2 separate regions of the Homo sapiens genome follow, and region 2 is linked to region 1. The links are chromatin loops, found by intact Hi-C in ENCODE. Cell type or tissue: CD4-positive, alpha-beta T cell. All regions are shown on one strand. Each heading gives the region's core, and the rest is flanking DNA. Links, peaks and the distances in the headings are about the cores only. Region 1 has its middle 110 kb from the start of LINC00226. Region 2 has its middle 25 kb from the start of LINC00221.

The links. A loop is a pair of places that touch in the nucleus more often than their neighbours do. Peaks named below come from ENCODE experiments on the same cell type or tissue, not always from the same donor. Only the 100,000 strongest peaks of a DNase experiment are listed, where the experiment ranks them.
Region 2: it touches region 1 in a loop (13-fold over the local background); 2 of 110 quality-filtered maps call a loop at or near these places.

What each region holds. Positions count from the first base shown.
Region 1 is chr14:106,169,927-106,180,833 of GRCh38, forward strand. It overlaps IGH, the pseudogene IGHVIII-16-1, the pseudogene IGHV1-17 and the pseudogene SLC20A1P2. Among named protein-coding and RNA genes, the nearest start is that of LINC00226, 110 kb to the right of the region's middle. In CD4-positive, alpha-beta T cell, for the core only: no CTCF peak of the experiment used is centred there; a DNase peak (open chromatin) is centred at 4,435; H3K4me3 peaks cover 262 bases.
Region 2 is chr14:106,501,864-106,512,770 of GRCh38, forward strand. It overlaps IGH, IGHV1-45 and IGHV1-46. Among named protein-coding and RNA genes, the nearest start is that of LINC00221, 25 kb to the left of the region's middle. In CD4-positive, alpha-beta T cell, for the core only: no CTCF peak of the experiment used is centred there; DNase peaks (open chromatin) are centred at 5,128 and 5,708; H3K4me3 peaks cover 1,219 bases; H3K27ac peaks cover 1,890 bases.

The sequences.
Region 1 (10,907 bases), core at 2,908-5,407:
CTCCCAAAGTGCTGGGATTACAGGTGTGATTTTTATAACTTTACTATTTTAATAATAGTATTATTTTTAATCAAGAAAATATATAAATAACCTATTGTAAAAATTGTCCTGAGAGATCATTGCTAGTATTACTTGGAAAATATGCAGCATTAAAAGTTGAATTAAATTCCTGTTCTAAGTTAATGTTTTGTAGGTAAAAGTAATCATGGACTTACAAGGAAGAAATGGTGAGAGATCCTGGGGAAGACTTTTGCTTGACCAGGTCGGGAATCACCAAGGTTTAAAAGAAAACCACAGCCTCTCAGGCTTCTGATTTGGAGCTGCCTCCTAAGAGAACCCCCCTGTACTGAGCGCCCCCTGGTGGTTCTGAGTGCCCCTGGTGTCATGAGCGCCCCCTCGTGGTACTGAGGGCACTCTGATATCCTGAGCACCCCTGATGCTTCTGAGCGCCCCCAGGTGTCCTGAGCGCCCCCTGGTGGTTCTGAGCGCCCCCTGGTGTCCTGAGCGCCCCCTGGTGGTCCTGAGCACCCCCTGGTGACCTGAGTGCCTGCTGGTGGTCCCAGGCAAACCCTCGTGTCCTGAGCGCCCCCTTGTGATTCTGAGTGTCCCCTGGTGTCATGAGCGCCCCCTCGTGATCCTGAGCACCCCCTAATATCCTGAGTGTCCCGTGGTCCTAAGCACACCCTGGTGGTTCTGAGTGCCCCCAGGTTGTCCCCAAGGTGCCCTGGTGGTTCTGAGGAGCATCTACCATGCAGCTCCCTCCTGTCTTCCTGCAGAGATTTTTCTGTCTGGGCTCACGCAGATATTCCCTCTCCTGTGTCTCTCACAGTATTACAAGGCCTTGTCCTTGACTTTCAGTTTGGTCCCTTTAAGGTAGACTGCACATGAAAAGGTGTCACTTGGGACTGTTAATTTATTTGTACTCATGGAGAGTAACTCTGAGAACTCCCACTTGATCACTCACTGTTTCCACCCACACCAATCCCTGTCATGAAGCCTGCTGGACCAAGCTCATGCTGTAGCCAGTAAAGGTGAAATCAGAGGCTTTGCATGAGAGTCTCAGTGAACCACTGGGCTGTACAATTTTTCCCCCCTGACTCTATCAGTAAATTTCACACAGGACTTCTGCAAACACAGAGGAAATGGAAGAACGGCCCCATGTGGAGCAGCCGCAGCTGGACCTGATTCACAAGGGACACTAATATTGAGGGTGATGAGAAGGGAAGCCCAAATCAGGGCAGACCCCATGGTGTGGACACCGAGGAAGGGAACAGACATGGGTTGGCTCCTCACCAGGGCCTGAAGGAACAGGGGATGAGCTGCCTTTCATGAGGAGGGGAGGGGACACATTTCCTTGTCTTTCTTTTTGTGGTCTTGGGTGCACCGCTCAGCATTGCTCATCTGTCCTCTGTGTCTCCATTTCAGGGGGGCAGGATCAAAGGACTCGTGGGTCTGGATGCACAGGGTTAATCTGCCGATTAGTCTTTTTTATTTTCTAGTGTGGACCCTGTTCAGGTATCTTCACAGTAGCAAACATTATCAAAAAAATACATCCAGTAAGAATATAAAAATACATTTCCAGAGAAAATGGACACCAATCTCTAATCGGTGCATATAGAGCTGCAAACTATTGTTCTTGACAATAAGGCAAAGTTAAGGTACAATAAAAAAATGCAGATCTACACCTTGTCAGGAGGGATTTTATAATTATTATCTTGAGATCATTTTGCCATAAAACAGTTCAACATTGGATATATGTGCTTGTGTCAGGAAACAGTCACTGTGGAAATATTTGTACTTATCAGAGTGAAGAGTTCACATGCAGACATGTTTGTTTGTCTGAGACAAGAGTCCACTTGAGGAAATGTCATTACTAGAGGAAAGAGTAAATGTAAGGACATATGTGGTGGTCTGAGGAAAGAGTCCATGTGGGGACAGGTGTGTTGGTCTGAGGGAAGAATCCACGTGAGTAAAGGTGTGTTTGTCTGACAGAAGAGTCCCCATGTTGACAGGTGTGTTACCCATCTGAGGGTAAATGCCCATTCAGGGACAGTGTGTGCCTGAACTGAGCTGAAGTTTGGGGAAAATCTTTCTCAACCAAGGAAAGAAAAGAATTATCTGGGTTATTTGCTCGTCAGGAAGAAAAAACCTGGGTCACGTAGAAAATTGATTTTTTTAAAATTAAAGGTCTTTAGTGAATGGTAACATCTTAAATGCAAATGAGGAAAATTACTTCATTCTTTTTTGCATGCATCTCATGACATCCCCACCCTCACCAAATAAGTTATTAGATAACTTGATACAGTCTGCATTTAATCCTGGGGTTAATGAACTGCTAAATACTTTTTACAAAAATTGTATATATTTAGGTTTATATTTTCCATCACACATTTATGAGCTTAGACAAATTAACTGCATCGTGTCTCAACCATTTTATATCACTAAAAATAATTTTACTATTCTTAAACAGTGCCATTTGTACTTATTTAATACTCACTCTCTAAGTTCCTTGAATATCCTCTATCTGTTTACTTGACTATAGTTTTGGTTTATACCGAATTTCAAATAAATGATATTATATAATGTAATTGAAATGACTTCACTAAAGAAAGTAGAAAATGAAGTTGCTAATCTAATTAACTTTGGAAATGAGGAAATTCTATAAGTTTAAAATGTAAAGAAACTACACATAACACTCTATTCTAGTAGATAAACATATTTCCAATGAGCTTTACATTTCTGATACCGCTATGCATGTGTCCTAAAATTGTGCAACTAGGTAATAATAAGGCAGTTGGTAGGATAGGATTCCTCACTTTGCAGTGGGTGGTTATGGACAGTCAAGGAAGGAAGGCTAGAAAGGTCCATGTGGTAGCATAGTTGGGTCAGGAGACCAGTGTGTTCTCATTTTTAATATAATAAAGTTACAGAAGATTAGTTACATAAATAGTTTTGATGCGTCCACAAACATGGGTTCATATAAACATGCACGTCTACTAGGCCAGTAGGTTGAGAGGTCCTAGAAGTAATTGTACACGGTATCACAATTTTTTTTATTTTACTGCTATTCGTTAACATTAGAAACAAGCAATCTTTAGAAAAAAGGCTAATTCTATGTACAAAAAAGGTAATATAGAAAATGAGCTTAGAATTTATTGTAATACAAGGAAACAGGGAAGTATTCAAAAACAAAAGGATGAGGTGTGCTGTAAGGATACAGGATCCAAATTAAATGAGCTCCCAGGACCTAATAAAGCTGTGGTGATTTGAACGATAAAATGAATAATATAGCATGGATCTTCTTCAGAGTATGAAATATATATTCATAAACCAATACACATATTAATAGATGATTATATAAATAAATATTGGGAAGACGAACACATTTCCTTACAGAAGTATTCCAAATATCTGAAATGGATAGTCCTCCAATCAAGTAGATGAAGTTTAAACACTCATGAGTTGATTGTGGCCTGAGTTGAGAGACATGGAAAAAATAATCACTATTAGTGTATTTTATAATGAGACTTCATATATATTGCCAAATACATCATCTATGAATGAATGCAATTTTACATGTTTTTGAGTCTAAATTTGTACAAACAGACACATACACACACAGACACATACACACACATATGTTTCTGCAATACACACTGATAAGGGAATAAAGACAGCCACAGACTTGGAGAAAATACTTCCAAGTCACATATTTGTGAAATGAATTCTTTTAATTTGTGAAATGACTTTTATAAACAATATGCAAGTCAACTTGCAATGAATCGAAATGAAGCAATGCAGTTAAAATGAACCGAATGTCAGGAGAGGCGTCTCAACAGAAGTTATACGAAAATTGTTAAATATGAACTTTTGGAGGGACATGTGCATTTAAATAAAAATTAGATCCCATTACTCACCTACTAGATTGGTTAAAACACACAATTCTCGTAAGGATACATGACAATATGAATGTGGAAAACCAAGAACTATCATGCATTGATGGTGGGAATTCAAAATGCTACATGCACAAAAGGAGATTTTTTTGGCATTTTTAATAGACATAAATGCAGACTTAAAATGTGATTTTGTGTCTGTGTTCCAAAATACTTACAGCACTGATTAAGAAATTAATGTTTACAAAGATACCTTCAGAGGAAGTTCTGTATTAGTTTCATTAATTTGATTCATTCTGTAATCATTGAAATTTGTTTACAGAATAAATGCTGTATGAAAAATCTCTCAAATAATTAAAATTTCTCAAATACACATTAATATTGTTCCTTTTCTTTAATGACTTAGTGTCATTTTCTAAGAAAATCTTTAATCTAATAATCTTTGTCATCTCCTCTGTGTCAGCACAGGTGCCTCCTTCCTGGGGTTTCTGACACTCTCAGGATGTGGGTTTTCGCACTGTGTCTCTCACACAGGAATACACGACCATGTCTTCAGATCTCAGGCTGCTCAGCTCCATGTAGGCTGTGCTCACGGACCTGTCACTGGTAATGGTGACTCTGCCCCGGAACTTCTGTGCGTAGTGTGTGTTATCATTGTAAGGGTTGATGCATCCCAACCACTATGCCCTTGTCCAGGGCCCTGTCGCACCCACTGTGTAAAGTATTTGGTGAAGGTGTATCTGGAAGCCTGGCAGGAGACCTTCACTGAGGACGCAGGCTTCTTCACCTCAGCCCCAGGCTGCAACAGCTGAACCTGGGAATGGACATCTGTGAGGAGAAGGGAGGAGATGATAAAAGCCCCCTTGACTGGACTCAATCCCCTCCTCATCACTAGGACTTGGGAGCCCCTTACCTGTGGCAGCTGCCACCAAGAAGAGGATCCCCCAGGTACAGTCCATGGTGAGGAGCTGTGCTCTCAGGGGCTTCTATAGAGGAGGGATGTGGTTGTTGGGTGATGCTCTCAGGGCACAGACATCCAAATTCACCTCAGTGGATCTCAGGTTATTTGCATATTCATGAGACAGAGCATTTCATAGCGCAAAGCCTGGTCAATAATAAGAAAGGGAAGATAAATGACACATCAGATTTACAAGAGTGAGATGCTGATGGTCCAAGCGCTATTCCTGTTTGAGGAAATGCATGCCCTGCTCCATTTATGAACACTCGTGAACAGAGGTCCTTTCACAGAACAATCCCCCTCAGAACACGCTCCTCACAGTGAACCTACATTTTATAAGCACAGAGAGCACCTGGATGATTTCTGGAACCATCACTCTCCATGACACTGAGGAGGTGCCTTGGTTCTGTCCTGGGTCCATCAGTCACCAGCACAGCTGACTGGTGACTGAGAAAGTTACTGCTGATGTCCCACGTGAGTGACCAGCAGGTCCCTCTGAGATCTGCTGGGCGCTCCTGAAACAGGGTCTCCAGCACCTGCCTGGTGTTCAGATCCCCCAGGATCTTCCATAGAAACACTCTTGTTTACAGATTTGCTGTGTGATGTGTGATTAGAGATGATTTTCTCATCTCAGGAACAATAAGAATCAGAAGCTGAAACAGTAGTTTTGAATTCTTTATGAACTCACTGCTCCCAAAATAATTGTCAAGGAATTTGTGTTTTGAATAATTTGGGGTTAATTTTGGACTCAATTTACTGGAATTTTTTGAAGTATTTATATATTTTCAATTCATATCCATAGGTCCTCATCTTTACATATTGATTTCTGACTCACCTGCTCGGTGCCCCCGACAGCCCAGCCCCTGCCTTGCAAGGAGGTTCCTTGCTGAGACTTCAAATCATTTCCCCCAGGCTTCTCTAGCCCAGCATGAAATGGCTGTGTGCTAGTGTAGAATACTCCTTCAGTGACACCATATGCTGCTGACACCATCTCTTGAAACAATTGATTAGCCTTACTAAACCTATTGAACTCTGCAGGGAGACCCAGAGCAAGGATTCAATGACACAGGAGGGAGCCCCTTCCCTGAAGCTCCAGATTCACTTCATTAGTGGAACCAAAATGAAGACAAAAACTTACAAGAGATTTGCGAGTGCCATGTTTCTTCACTGGGCTCTTGCAGTTGAATGTTGCATCTGAGAATACTAGCAGGTGCAGATACATTCAGATGAAAGCCCACTCCATATCCACTATTCCAATAACACACATTTTCCCTTCTTCCTAATATGTGGCTTTTAGGAAGTGCCTCCTACACTGACACCAGGCCCAGTTATCTGACTTTCTTCTCCTAGAGATCTAAAGCAAACAGGATACAGGTGGAGACTTGGGAAGTCCATGCAGGTTGTTATTTTCACTTTCTCAGCTAGGAAACCAGCAAAGGTCCCATAATAAAAGAAGCTGAGAACTATGATGGCATTTACAAGATGTTGGTCTTAAAAATCACGATGTCAGAGGCTTCACATTGCTCTACTGTCTTTGTCTCACCCTCTGCCATTGTCTTAGTATTTCTGTGTTCTCCTCAGATGGAGTCTGTGCATTGCCACACTTTCATCTTTAATCCATAGCCATCATCCTAGTTAGAATGGATTGTGCAGTGCAGGTAAGCACTGCCTGTTCTTCCAATGGAAACCTAGAGATTCAATAGGCTTCCTCTTCTGGGCTGTGACCTTGACAAAGCATCTCCAGGGGAAAAGCTCATTTTTGGCTGTTACTCCCTTTTGAGGTTTCGGCCTCCCTGGACTATTTATGTACGTCTTACCCCTTTTGGCTAACTTTACTCATTCATATAATAATGGAAGAATGGGGGAGAATCTGGAATGGGAGATTTGTCTTCCTTCACATAGGATAAGGTTCTGGAAAAGTCATTCCCTTTAGAAGCTTTTGAAGTGGGCTCCTGGTATATTTCTCTGTAATTAATCATCTTCATTTCATCTTCAATTCTGACCCATCGGAAATTTATTTGGATTGTATATTTTAGAATCTGGAGGTTTCTGGAGAGAAAGTCCAGAAACCTTAGAAGTATAAGACCCTCTGGAACGGTCACATTTACCGAGTCCACATTTGTCTTTCAGACGTCCGTAGTGGTTACCATGTAAGTGCCCTCAACAGCTTGTGGCTTCTGCAGTTTCTGCACCAGGTAAGCAAGTGCTAACTGCCATTCTGGACATGCCCATCTCTCCAGTTTTTGGAGTGGGTAATATTTCTTGCAATTTCAGTTATTTAATAGATTCCAAAATGTACTGACATTCAGATTATGCAGATTTATTTTGACATAAAATATGACGGTGATGAATTTTATAATCAATATTTTGGAGCATAAACCAAAAGTACAATCAAAGGTCACCTTTGATGTGTTACTGGAGGCAGAATTCTGACCTTATTCCATGTAGGTGGCACATCTGACATAAATAAACAGGCAAGAAAACAGAGAAAGGACATGGCACAACACTGTGCCATGGCACAACTCTGGTTGCCCTTAAAACTTTTTCCTTCATTTCAACCTTGGTGAATCTGACAATTATGTGTCTTAGGGTTGCTCTTCTCAGCGAGTGTCTTTGTGGTGTGTGGTTATTGGGTGATGCTCTCAGGGCACAGACATATCTGTAGTGTTCACCTCAGGTGATTTGCATATTCACGAGAACTACTACTTCATAGCCTTACCCTTGATCCAGCATGAGAAAGAGAAAATAGATCTCACATGAACCACACAACTGTGGGATGCTGAGGTACAAGTCCTCGTTCTTATTTAATGTCGTGTTTCCCTTTATATGCCCAAAACTTTGTGAAGGGAGAACTTCTCCACTAAGAAGGTGACTCACACAGGACATGGCACATGGACAGCCTCCGCCCTTTCTAGGCTTTGCTGTCTGCAGTCTTACTCTTGGGATCTCTGTGTCTTCTGAAATGTGTACCTTTTGATTTAATAAAACCATCCCTGTTCTTCATCTTTTTACTAGGAAAATATCTCAAACAAGTAACAATTTTGCCTTTTAAATGTGGTTCTCACTGAATTGTTGATTTGTTTATTTCTAAATGTATAGAGATAATAGAAATAGTCTTTGCAAAATTCTAATTTTAACATGTTATAATTTTTTGGTTTTCAATAAAACAACACTCAATTCTGGGAGAAATCCCCTCTGCAGCCTCCTGTGCACCAGCTCTGGGGCTGGAGCCTGTTCTGGGTGGGTCCTGGGCGCCCCCTGCAGCACTGCCTCTGCCCTGCATGGAGGTTTCCATCTGGGCTCACAGAGGATTTCTCTCTCAGTGTCTCTAGGGCTATAGGAAGAGGTCATGCCCTAGTTTAAAATGCTCCTTCAGTGACACCATATGTTACTGACACCATCTTTTGAAAACATTGACCTTAGGAGACCCAGTGAACTCTAAGAAACCATCGGGGAGCCCTTCCCTGGAGCTCAGGATACATTTAATCAGTGGACACATAGTGAGCACAAAAATTTTCAAGGGTTTTGGGGGATGCTTTATCTTGTTTGGTCTCCTGCAATTGAATATTACATCTAAGAATACCTGTAGGTATATATACTTGTGGATCAATGCCCACTCCATGTCTTCTTTTTCAATAACACACACACACACACACACACACACACACACACACACACACACAGAACTGGTTGATTTTTACAACAGTGGGCCTCTAACTTGCCATTTTTCCTAGTATCTTGCAAATGGTGAGCACCCTCTACACGGATACTAGACCTGAGTATATGACTTCCTTCTCCAAACAGAAGTAAGGAAAACAGTACACAACTGGAGACGTAGCAAGTGTACATTCATCATGTTTGCATATTGTCACCTGAGAATACTGCAGTTTCCCTAAGAGAAGTGACTCTGTGTCCACCAAGGGTTGAGTGACCCTGTTCATCAAGCTGTTGGTGTCAGAAGCTTCCAGTTGCTCTACTGTCCTTGACTTTTTTCTCCCATTGTCTTTGCATTTCCCTATGTTCTCCTCCCTATATAGAGTCTCTGCATTGCCACACTCATCTTCAATGCTGATGGGAAGGGAATGTGTGAGGATTGTGTTTTTTTTCTTTTCTTACAACTATAGGCTTTTTCATTCAGTTAAAAGGTAAACAGATTAACATTGGAGGCTATTCCATTTAACTAGCCCAAGTTCCTATTCCACTTTATATATCCCTCCCACACTGCCATACATCTTGAAGAAATGACTGCCAAAAGACTGTTTCTAACTTCTTCTTAGCAATAACCTTCAATGAATTGCTTTCAAATAAGTTATTCCTAACTTAAAATTTTATTGTGTTCAAAGAAACTCGTCCCTCTAAGAGGTTTCCACATGTGCCAATAGAACGTTCCACCACTGACAGGAGGGCAGAATACAATGATTCTAATTACAGGAGCTACTCCAAGGAAAGCTTCCATGATATTTGTGTTGTTAGATTCGGTGCTTGTTAGGGCAGAAGATGGTGAGACTAACAATGCAGACCACACTCGGTCAAATGGCTGCATGTTTGGTTGTTTTAAAAAAATCTTTGTTTATCTTTAGAGACAACATTTTAAACATAATGGAATTGAAGCCTGATACAAAATACATAGAAACTTGCGCAGGAATAGACAGCCAAGAAGCAAAGTGGAACTCAGTGGAAACCTGGCTACATTACATAGCTCATTTTGAACTGAGCCGGAATATGTAAGGTAGTCCCAAACATTGACAAAAATGTTAATGTCAAACAGCTTCACACTGTGAGGATGACATACTTGAAGACAGCCAAGATGGCAGCACTGATAATTCCAGAAATAAAGATTGTGACAAACCAGGCTATACAATGTCACGAAAGAGTCAAGTCGACAACTTTCTTGGATTAAAGCCAGGTACAAAGGAGCCCATGTTACAACGTGTTGTACTGGTGGGGAGGCCAATATCTGATGCAATCACCATAGTGAGGGCAGGAGCCAGTCCAGTACCGAAGGCACCAGAGGGTGTGAGAGTGTCAGATTCTTCCCCATGGCCTGAATCTCCTTCCTCCAAACCCACAGACTAATGCAGATTCCAACACCACCAGAGAGCAGAAGCCACACTGGCATCACCACTCTTGAGGAAACATCTCCCATGTTATAAACCAGATATAAAGCCACCAGAGAATTTATTGCATTGCTGATGTCATTACCACCATAGGCAAGTGACCTCAATCAGGCAATATGAAGTTGCAGGAACTGGAAGAGGAGAGATAGTTCAGGCTTATCTTGGCCATACCATTCTTCTCAAGAACCACTACTTCCTTTTCTCTCACCTAGACCCATCTCCACCTTGATACTCATGACTATCTTCGATCCTGAGAAGGTCAGAGACAACATTGTAGTAACCAGTGTAACTGTCCATTCAAAGTCCCTTCTTGGGGACTGCATTGGACCATGTAAGATTCTCCATTTCCTTACCCTTCTGAGGAACTTCTTTGGCATGAAATGAATCTAGAAGCATGCCACATATTGTCATGATAAAGGAAAAATAGCTATTATTGCACCTTAAGTGTTTGTCACAAAATCTCCCATGCCATCTTCCACTATGGCAATGTGCAATTTACAGAGAAGCTCTTTGTACAAGCCAGAACATTTAGGCATGGGGTAATATGCATAGTGGCCACTGAAGCCACCTGGCTGTTGATGGCTTGATTGAACTGGACCAAGATTCTTAGAATTTAATCTCAGTGATTTTGTCTTCTTTTTCTTGGCTATGACCTTTACAAGGAGTCTCCTCTAATAAAGCTGATATTTGTCTATTACGTCCTTCCCTGTCTGCAGCATCTCAGGACTATTTTTGCTCAATCTTACCCTACTGGCACATCCTTTTGTTCAATCTTACCATACTGGCAATCATTTGCCTCATAAAGGAAGGCTGGGAAGAGGGTTCTACAATGGCAGTGAAGTACCTTCCACCATGTAGATAAATTACTATAAATGTTCTTCCTGTGGGTGGTCTATCTGGAGAAGGTTCTGGGTAAAGGTGTTAGAGATTAGGTCTCTC
Region 2 (10,907 bases), core at 3,841-6,340, 330 kb after region 1:
GTTAATCTTATTGAGGATTTATCCTAAACAACAAACTATTCCTTAGATTCTAAGGGCTTAAACATACCTGGTATTTTCAGACAAATGATATTGAGGTCAAGAGACAAGTCTTTCAAAGCATACATAACAACATTTCACATGCACATAAACATGCTCACAGACTCACACACACCCTCAACACCTTCATATGTAGAGTCATAGGTAATGAAAACATGCTCACAGACTCACACACACCCTCAACACCTTCATATGTAGAGTCATAGGTAATGACTCACCCAAACAAACTCACATAGGGGCACACACTCACTAAGTAATACAAGTAACACATTCACACTCAAATAGCTCTGCACACACTAGCATTCAAACAATTACATTTACAAAAGTTTTATACTTACACACCTTCAAAAAATTCATGTTCATGTAAATTAATAGGCTCAAATACTGAAGGACCCAGACACACACATTCAATATAACATACCCTTTTACAAACTAACTCACAGACACAGGCATGCACATTCTCCCACACACTCCCTCAAAGACACAGTCTAATGATCAGAAACTAAATTACTCATTTTAAAATAAAACAAAGACACACAAGCTCACACACAGAAACATAGACACTCACAAACACACAGACACAGTTATAGGAATCCTCCCACTTACACACAATGATCCACATACACACAGAATCATATTAAGACTATTCCGTGATCCCAAGATTGAGACAGTAGCCATCCCCAGTCTCCATGGACATCACACTGTGGTAGAGGCTCAGTCTACCTTCTAGATTCTTCTGAGAGATGGCCAGGGCTCCAGAGTTCAGGTTCTCACATATTGTATAACTTTTGGGTTAAACCACACCTAAAACACTGAGTGGATGTTGTCTTTCATCACTTGATTATCATCGGCATTTCAACTGATGCAATTTTTTACCTCATTTTGAAGGAAATAAAATAAATTCATAGAGTCTCCCTAGGCTAGATTGATGTATCTCTGTTTCTCCTGGTAGCTTCAAATATGGTACCTTCAAAAATATGACAGTATTCACTAAATACTACACCTCTTACAACACTTTCTTGGTCAGCTGGTCCAACAACAAGGGAACCCCAGTAGAACAATCATTTTATGGGTCTAATTCTGTACCCACTGTGAACACATACCTTCTTATGTACCAGGACCTCCACTCCATCACAACATATTGTTATGGAGATGGAAAGAAACATTCTCCAAATTTTCATCATAGATTTGGCAAGAAAACCTGATATTTCTGTCCATTAGTTTCCAAACCCAGGTGTTGTAGCTCCTGGCCACAAGGCACTATAATACTCTCTGTTATGGGCATTTGCAGCTTCCTGGAGGATGGTATTGTCTCTAAAAATGGAATTTCTTTAGAGATTATATTTTCTACTATAAAACAGTGGCAGAAAACATCTGGTATAAATCTCACATTAGACTGTGGAGACTAAAGTCAATCATTTCATCGTTTTACTGGTGTCTCTGTTTTGGGGCAAACGTGGAAGAGGAATGTCTGCTGGATCCCTGCTCGTGTTCCATAATCACATCTCCTCTCCCTTAACAACAGCTGCATTCTTTCATGTTGAACACATTCTGTAGTAACTCATGCTAGGAAATAAAATATTCAGCAACTTGGACTGTGGCACTAGTAGCTTCTCTGTGATAAAAAACACATGTAGAGACAGCAGTCAATCCTTCTAAGGATAAATGACTACCTATCAAGTTTAGGCTTTATTTATATTATTCAAATTGTCTCCATATCGCTGGTAGGTAACTTTACAGGGTGTCATTATTTTCTTAGACAAATGTGATATCTATGACTTGTCAGCTCAGGCTCAGTGAGAGATGCTAGGTCAGTCTTGAGGGAGGAATCTGTGTTCAGTCTTCATTGCACATGTTAGGGAAAGCTCTGATATAAAGAGAGAGGACCCTGTAACTTGAGTAGAAGTAATGATTAACGTGCAGAAGATATTGTACTATGAGTTCTCCATACTCTCTGACCCAGCATAATAGATTTTCCTTGCTTTCAGCTGCTGGCTTCTTTATTTTAAATATTAATTTATTTACTTTTATTTTATTTTACATTCATTTTATTCTCTTGTTTCCTGAATATTTAATTAAGTACCTATAAATTTTAACAATCATTTGTAGAAATAACATAAAATGGGTATGATGAAGACGCCAAGTAGAGATGCCAGAAAATAAAACAAATAAATAAACAACTTGTGTAAGTTTAGAGTGGTGCATGAGGACAGAAACTCTGAGGTACTTGTGCTGAATTATAAATGAGGAAGTTCAATTATATTTAACATCCAGAATGTGGGTCATTTCAGTGAAAAAAAAAATTGTACAGTGGGCTGCATTGATCAGAAATTAGAAAGGAATAAAGTCACAAAGTTGCAAGACCAGGAGACATTCCGTGTATTCATCCTTTTCCATTTTGCTAGGAAGAGAAAATGGATGGGCTATACCTTCGTGGGAAATGAGACAAGCCGTTTTTAAGATGACTCTCGAGGGAAGTTGCCAATACAATCACTGAGGCGATGCCCTGACACAGGATGGTAGAGAGACTTGGTCCTGTGGTGGTGGCTGTCGGCGACACAGGATGCTTAACCCTAGTGGGTGCCTTTGCCACTATTTTGTCCATGAGAGACATTAAGCTACGATGTGCTACATGCTGGTGAGTTCCTTAACCTCAGATGAAGAGAGGAACATGACAACACAGAAGATGAGTGTGATGTTTAATACTGAGTGTCAGCTTGATTGCACTGAAAGATGCAAAGAATTGTTCCTGAGTGTGTCTGTGAGGGTATTGCCAAAGAAGATTAACATTTGAGTCAGTAGACTGGGTGAGGCAGACCCAACCTCAACCTCCCTGGGCACCATCTAATGAGCTGCCAGCATGGCTAGAATGAAGCAGGTAGGAGAAATTGGAAAGACTAGACTTGCTGAGTCTTCCAGCCTCCATCTTTCTCCCATGCTGGATGCTTCCTGCCCTCGAACATCAGACTCCAAGTTCTTCAGCTTTTTCACTCTTGGACTTAAGCCAGTGGTTTGCCAGGGGCTCTCTGGCCTTTGGCGACAGACCGAAGGCTGCACCGTCGTCTTCCTGACTTTCGAGGTTTTGGGACTTGGACTGGCTTCCTTGCTCCTCAGCTTGCAGACGGCCTATCACGAGACTTCATCTTGTGATCGTGTGAGTCAGTCCTCCTTAAAAACTCCCCGTCAAATACAGACCTCTATCCTGTTAGTTCTCCCTCTAGATAATCCTGACTAATACAATGAGAAAAGTGAAGACCTCACTACATCAACCACATTTCACTGATGAGAACTCGTCCCATGGAGAGCAGCAGGTGTGCAGGAAATAAAGGGGTTGGGGGATACTGTCCATAAAAGAAGAGACGCAACCTAACTGAACTCCCCAGGAAAGGAGGGTGTAGATATTTGTTCACAGCTAATGATGGCTTATGTCAGGACCTCCACAAGGCTTCAGAAATAGTTTGTATTAACAAATCTAATAATTTATATAGTTTTTTTTTCCCATATCTTATTTTTCCTCCCTGGGCAGCACCACAGAATGATGTTTTCAGAATCTCCCTCATCTTCTGTGAGTTCTTGGTAGAGTTCCTGGAAGAAAAGCCTGCATGGGGAAGTGAGCCCTCCTCATGTGCAGCCCCTGAGGCTGTCATGTCACCTCACGTTTCTGAGTTATGTCATCAACATTTCTGAGTTAAACTTCCTGAAACATATGGCATTTGGCAGTGTCTTCCCTATTCAAAAAATGCTTAAATTCTGTTTATCCCTGCAGACACCTGTCTCTGGAATACAGTTTGGTTTTGAGTGTGTAGTAATTGATACTTTACAGAAGGTTTGTGTGCATCTTGTCATCTTCCAGAGTGCACCTGCCATGCAGTTGACTCCAACAAGCGAGCAGGTTGACTCACTCAGCTGGAAGAGGACAGGCATTTCTATAGCCAGCAACCCCAGTGGGGCTGTCACCCTCCAAGACTAATTGGGCTCATGCCTCTGGCTAATGTGCAGCCAGCAATGGAGGGGGACCAGCGCCCACACAGGAGAGGGTTTCTTCTATTCCCTCCCACTTTGGAAGGAAGTTGGTTGGTTGTGCCTGGAACTCATGCCTGAGTTTTCATTTTCTGTACAAAGGGCCTCATCCAGAAACACCCTCAAAAGCTTACAGTGAATCTAAAGGAATTATAGAAAATCATACATGATGTGCCTCATGACCAAGGTCTCCACTTCTCATTAAAGGACATTCCTTATGGGATTCACTAGAACTTGCTTTCTTTCCATAGATATGGATCTGCCTCTAAACATTTAGGAAGCTTACCGTCTGGGAAGGGATACTAAGTCAGGAGTCACAGAATCTATAGGAACATATACATTTTATGAGTCTTCTAAAAAAGACTCCTAATAGGAATAGCCCCACCCACTTTTCCTCTAACTGGCTTCATTCCCAGGAACCCACTCGAAGAACCTGTTGTGCTTCAAGATAGTTTAGACTTGGTATGCCAAGGGACCGCCGGAAGAGGAAAGAACCAATCCATCCATGTAAGTTCATCCATTGTAACTTATTGATGACTCTGGGGCAGGATGGTGACAGTGGGGAAGGCTGTGCATGTGTGAAGCAGGGGCACATAGGAAATCTCTGCACCTTCTGTTCAATTTTGCTGTGGTCTTAAAACTACTTTTTAATACATTTTATGTAAGAGAGGTGGCAGAGACAAATTGGAATATATTTTGGCCAGTTTTTAGGAATCATATTCAGCATTAGCCATGTTATCAAGCAATCTTGCTCCAAATTATTTATCTATCTGATTTTAGAACTTACATCTGCACAAAGCCTACGTGGGGAACTTTGCATCAGCTTGACTGATTTCTGCTTTTACCTCTCTGCGAATTTTGCATATAGGGTGACAATTATTAGAAATATTTCCTGTATAGAGTGCATACATATTTCTATTACTCATATTCCTCAATTGCTTAGCCTATTTTCTGAACAACTTTAAACATCGTAAGCCCTGTAACCTCCTCATTCAGTGAAGCTGCCTCCTCCTTGGGGTTTCTGACGGTCTCAGGATGTGGGTTTTCACACTGTGTATCTTGCACAGTAATACATGGCTGTGTCCTCAGATCTCAGGCTGCTCAGCTCCATGTAGGCTGTGCTCATAGACCTGTCCCTGGTAATGGTGACTCTGTCCTGGAATTTCTGTGCGTAGTTGGTGTTACCATTGAAAGGTGTGATCCATCCCATCCACTCAAGCGCTTGTCCGGGGGCCTGTCGCACCCAGTGCAGGTAGCGGTAGGTGAAGGTGTATCCGGAAGCCTTGCAGGAAACCTTCACTGAGGACCCAGTCTTCTTCACCTCAGCCCCAGACTGCACCAGCTGCATCTGGGAGTAGGCATCTGTGGAGGGGACACAGGAGTGGATAAAAGCCACCTTGACTGGACTCAATCCCCTCCTCATCACTGGGACTTGGGAGCCCCTTACCTGTGACTGCTGCCACCAAGAAGAGGATTCTCCAGGTCCAGTCCATGGTGAGGAGCTGTGCTTTCAGGGGATTCTCTAGAGGAGGGATGTGGTTGTTGGGTGATGCTCTCAGGGCACAGACATATCCATATTTACCTCAGTCGATCTCAGGTTATTTGCATATTGATGAGACAGGGCATTTCATAGCTCAAAGCCTGGTCGATGATAAGAAAGGGAAGACAAACGACACATCAGCCTTGCAAGAGTGAGATGCTGATGACTCAAGCCCTGATCCTGCTTGAGGAAATGAATGCCCTGCTCCATTTATGAACATTTGTGGGCAGAGGTCCTTTCACTGAAGAATAAGCCCTCTCAGAACAGACTTCTCACTGTGAACATAGATTTTATAAGCATAGAGACCACCTCTATGATTTCTGGAACAATCACTCTCCACGACACAGAGCAGGTGCCTTGGCCCTATCCTGGACCCTTCAGGAACCAGCACAGCTCACTGGTGACTCTGAGAAAGTGATTGCTGATGTCCCACGTGAGTATCCAGTAGGTCCCTCTGAGAGCCGCTGGGCACTCTTTAGACAGTGTCTGCATCACCTGCCTGGTGTCTTGATCCCCCAGGCTCTTCAATAGAAACACTCTTGGACTCTTGGTCTACAGGTTATGAACTCATTATCCCAAAATAACTTCCAAGGAATTTGTGTTATGGATAATTGTGGGTTTTATTTCCAACTCCATTCAGTGAGCACTGAAACCATGAGGAGCTTGTGTTGACTTTTATATGAAGAAGCTCAGTTATATTTGACATCTGGAAGGCTGGTCCCACCAGTGAGAAAAGTCTGTACAGTGGTCTGCACAGGTCAGAAATTAGAAAGTGATATAGTCACAAACTTGCAAAACCAGCAGACATTCAGTGTATTCAGCATTCAGCTCTTTCTATTTCTTCAGGAAAATAGAGGGGTTATATCTGTATGGAAAATGGGACAAGTAGTTTTCAGCTGATTCTCCTGGGAAGTTGTTATTGAAATCACTCAAGTGCTGCTCTCACACAGGATTGTGAAGAGGACGTTGACCCCTGGTGGTCGTTGTCAGCAACACGGGATGCTCAACCATGGTGGGTGCCTTTGTTACTGTTTTGTCCACAAGAGATTTTAGCCTGTCATGTGCTGCATGCAGGTGAGTTTTTAAACTTCAGATGAGGAAAATAACATGACCACATAGAAGATGAGAAAATTGAAGACCTCACTTCATCAACCACATTCCGCTGATGAGAACTTTTTACACAGAGAGCCAGTGATGAGCTGGGAAGAGGAAGGGGCTGAGGAAGATCATCCATAGAAGGACACATCCAGCCTGCTTGAACTCCCTGTGGAAGGAGGGTTTAAATGTTTGTCTTCAGCTAATCAGGGGTATTTCAAGACCTTCACAAGCTTTCAGAGAGAGAGTTTTCATGAACAAAAACCCATGCATTACTCAGAGTTGTATTTTTCATCATTTATTCTTCTTCTCTAGGCAGCTCCACAGCAGGGTGTTCTCAGAATTCTCCCTGATCTTCCTTGAGTTCCTGGTGCAGCTCCTGGAGGAAAAGCCTGCATGGGAGAGGGAGCCCTCCTCATGTGCAGCCCTGAGGCTGTCCCATCACCTCACCCGCCACTGCCCTTCAGTCACTTGATAAACATTTCTGAGCTAATCTTCCTGAAACGTTTGGTTTTGCACAGTATGTTCACCAGGTTACAAAATACTTAAGCTCTGTCTATTTCCACAGACACGTATTCCTTTCTGGAGCAAAGGTTGGTCTTGAGTGTGTGGTAGTGGATAATTAGTGAGAGGAGGTTTGTGTGCATCTTGTCATCTCCCAGAGTGTATCCACCATGGAGTTGACACCCACAAGCAAGCAGATGGACTTGCTCACTGGAGGATGACAAACATTTTCATAACCTATGACCTCAGTGGTGCTCTTTCCCTGCAAGACCAATTATGGTCACGCCTCTGGCTAATGTGCAGTCAGCAAGGACGACCACTGCCCACCTCTGAGGGCTCCCTCCAGATGCCCACCCACTTTGTAAAGGGAAGCTTTTGTTCCTGCCTGGATCCCATGCATGTGTTTGCATTTGCTGCACAAACTGCCTTATTCAGAACCACCACCCAAGAGCTCACAGTGTGTCTAATCCAACTCTAGGGCATTATACAAGGAGTCTCTTATTGTCACGTTTGCCAAGTCTCATTAAAGGATTTTCATTATGGGATTGACCAGAACTTGCTGGCCTTTTAGAGATGTGAATCTGCCTGAAATGTTGCAGAATCTGGAGGACCAGAGAGAGATCTTGGGGTGTATACAGGAGGATATTTTTATTACTGAGTACACCCAGACCCAGCAGACTCAATGACCAAAGACTGGGCACAGAACAAAGAGAGCGCTTGACTTTTATACACACTTCCCAAAATGGGGTGGGCTAGCTTGAAGCAAGCTTAGAGTGCACAAAAGCAGGGATACGGAGGCAGGACAGAGACAGTTAATCAAATTGTAACAGGTTCATAACTCAGGATTACACATGACCATTGCTATGCAACCCAGATGTCTGTTATCTAGGTTTTGTTCTAAAGAGCCTTGCACTGGTTGATCTCATAACACTCACTCCGGTACCTAGACAGCTGTAGTTCTGGCCTGCTCAGGCTTCTCATGACCTTCGTTGTGCTTCTTAGATAAAACAGAATACTTGAAGTTACTAGTTACAGAGAACAAGAATCTATAAACTCATATCATAAGACAAAGGAAAATTTGTTTTTCTTCTCCCTATGTTGAGGGAGTGCTGAAAGAGTCTCCAGAGCACATTAGATAATATTATTAAGACTTTTCCTGGGTCTGGGCTGTGCTTGTTGCTGCCGCTGGGATAAGTCAGCCTAATACAGGAAAGCTTATTTCTCTTTTTTAAAAATTTTTTTTTCCAGCCTCACTAAAAGCTTAAAAATCTTACTCTCTGGGAAGGGACATTGTAAACCAGAAGTAAGAAAAACTCCAAATTAACATATATTTTGTGGATTTTGGAAGAAAGTGCTCAAATAGTAATAGCCTCACTCACTTTCCCTCTGACTAATATCACTTCTAGAAAGCCATTGAAAATACCTGGGTGTTCCAAGATAATTTAGGCTTGTTATATTAGGGGATCACCAGAAAAAGAAAGAACCAAGAGTTCTTGTAGATTCATCCATTGTGACTTATTTGTGACTGTGGGGCAGGATGGCTGTAGTGGAGGAGGCGGTGTCCGTGCGGGGCAGGGATTCATGGGAATTCTCACACCTTCTGTGCAATTTCACTGTAATCCTAAAACCTCTAAAATGAACTTTATGGTAAGAAGTGACAGAAACATTTGAAAGACAATTTTCCCACTTTGTAAGAATCATGCTTACTCTTAACATATGACCAAATAACCTTGCTCCAAATGATTTATTCATCTAATTCAAAAACTTGTTCATAGTAGCACCTTTATGGTATGTTTGTATCAACTTTACTGAGTGTGGCCTTTCCCACTCTGTCAGTTTGGCTTATGTGGTGGCTCTTGAATGGAATATTTCTCTTACAATTCGATTGTGTTTCTATTGTTCTTTGTTCTCAAATATATAACCCGTTTTCTAAACAGTCTTAAACTGAATAACCCCTGTCATTTTCTCAGCTCAGCACAGCTGACTCCTCCCTCAGGGTTTCTGACACTCTGAGGATGTGGTTTCTCACACTGTGTCTCTCGCACAGTAATACACGGCCGTGTCCTCAGATCTCAGGCTGCTCAGCTCCATGTAGACTGTGCTCGTGGACGTGTCCCTGGTCATGGTGACTCTGCCCTGGAACTTCTGTGCGTAGCTTGTGCTACCACCACTAGGGTTGATTATTCCCATCCACTCAAGCCCTTGTCCAGGGGCCTGTCGCACCCAGTGCATATAGTAGCTGGTGAAGGTGTATCCAGATGCCTTGCAGGAAACCTTCACTGAGGCCCCAGGCTTCTTCACCTCAGCCCCAGACTGCACCAGCTGCACCTGGGAGTGAGCACCTGCGGAGAGGACACAGTAGAGAATGACAGTCCTCTAAACTGGAAAAAATCCCTTCCTCAGCCCTGGAACCAGTTGGCCCTTTACCTGGAGCTACAGCCAGCAAGCAGAAGACCCTCCAGGTCCAGTCCATGGTGAAGAACTTTCCTCTCAGAGGCTTCTGTAGAGAAGGGATGTGGTTGTTGGATGATGCTTTCAGGGCCCAGATGTATCCATATTTACCTCAGTAGATCTAAGGTTATTTGCATATTCATGAGACAGATTATTTCATACCTCAAAGCCTGATCGAGGTTGAGAAAGAAGATAGATGTCCCATCTGCCACACAGGAGTGGGATGCTGATGGTCCAAGCCCTAATCCTGCTTGAAGAAATGCATGTCCTGCTCCATTTCTGTTTGCGGACAGGATCCTTTCACTGAAGAACAAGTCCCCACAGATTATGCTCCTCACTCTGAACCCATATTTCATTAGCGTCAAGACCATCTAGATCATTTCTGGACCATCACTGTCCACGACACTGAGCACGTGCCTTGGCCCCATCATGGTCCCCTCAGGCACCAACACAGCTCACTGTTGACTCTGAGAAACTGACTGTAGATGTTCCACGTGACTCTCCAGCAGGTTCCTCTGAGATTCGTTGGGCGCACCTGAGACAGTGTCTCCATCACCTGCCCGGTGTCTTGATTCCCCAGGATCTTCAGCAGAAATGCTCTGGGTTTACAGAATTGCCCTGAGATGCATAATTGGAAATGGTTTTCTTATATCACAGAAACGAGGAGTCAGAAGTTGAAACAAGAGTTTGGAGTTCTTTATGAAATCATGTTCCCAAAATAACTTCCAAGAAATTTGTGTTTTGGATAATTATGGGTTTTATATTCAACTCCGTTTATTAGTATTTTGTGAAGTATTTACATACTTTCAGTTCGTATCCATAGATACTCATCTTTCCATATTGCTTTCTGAATCATTATGTCCGTGCACCCACCACACTCTCAGATCCACCACTGCCCCGTCACTCACACAATGTAGGCAACATTACTTAACACTGAAATCTGAATTTTTTGTTCATAGGAATATAGTGACTCCCACAATTCTGTATCCATTGAAATAGTAAAATCATACCTATTCTTCACATTTTCACTATTAAGATACTTATAATCCTAGAAGCCCGATTTAAAAAATAGTTCTCATTGCCTGAAGTTATATGAATTGTTCCATTGTAGCAGGATATTTGAAGGCATATCAGCAACTTGTTGAACGGTTATTTTAGATTTTTTTTTTTCTGACGAAGGAAAACCGAGGCCCTGAGAGGAAACCTCCTCCCCAGCCTCCTGTTCTAGGGCTGGACCGTG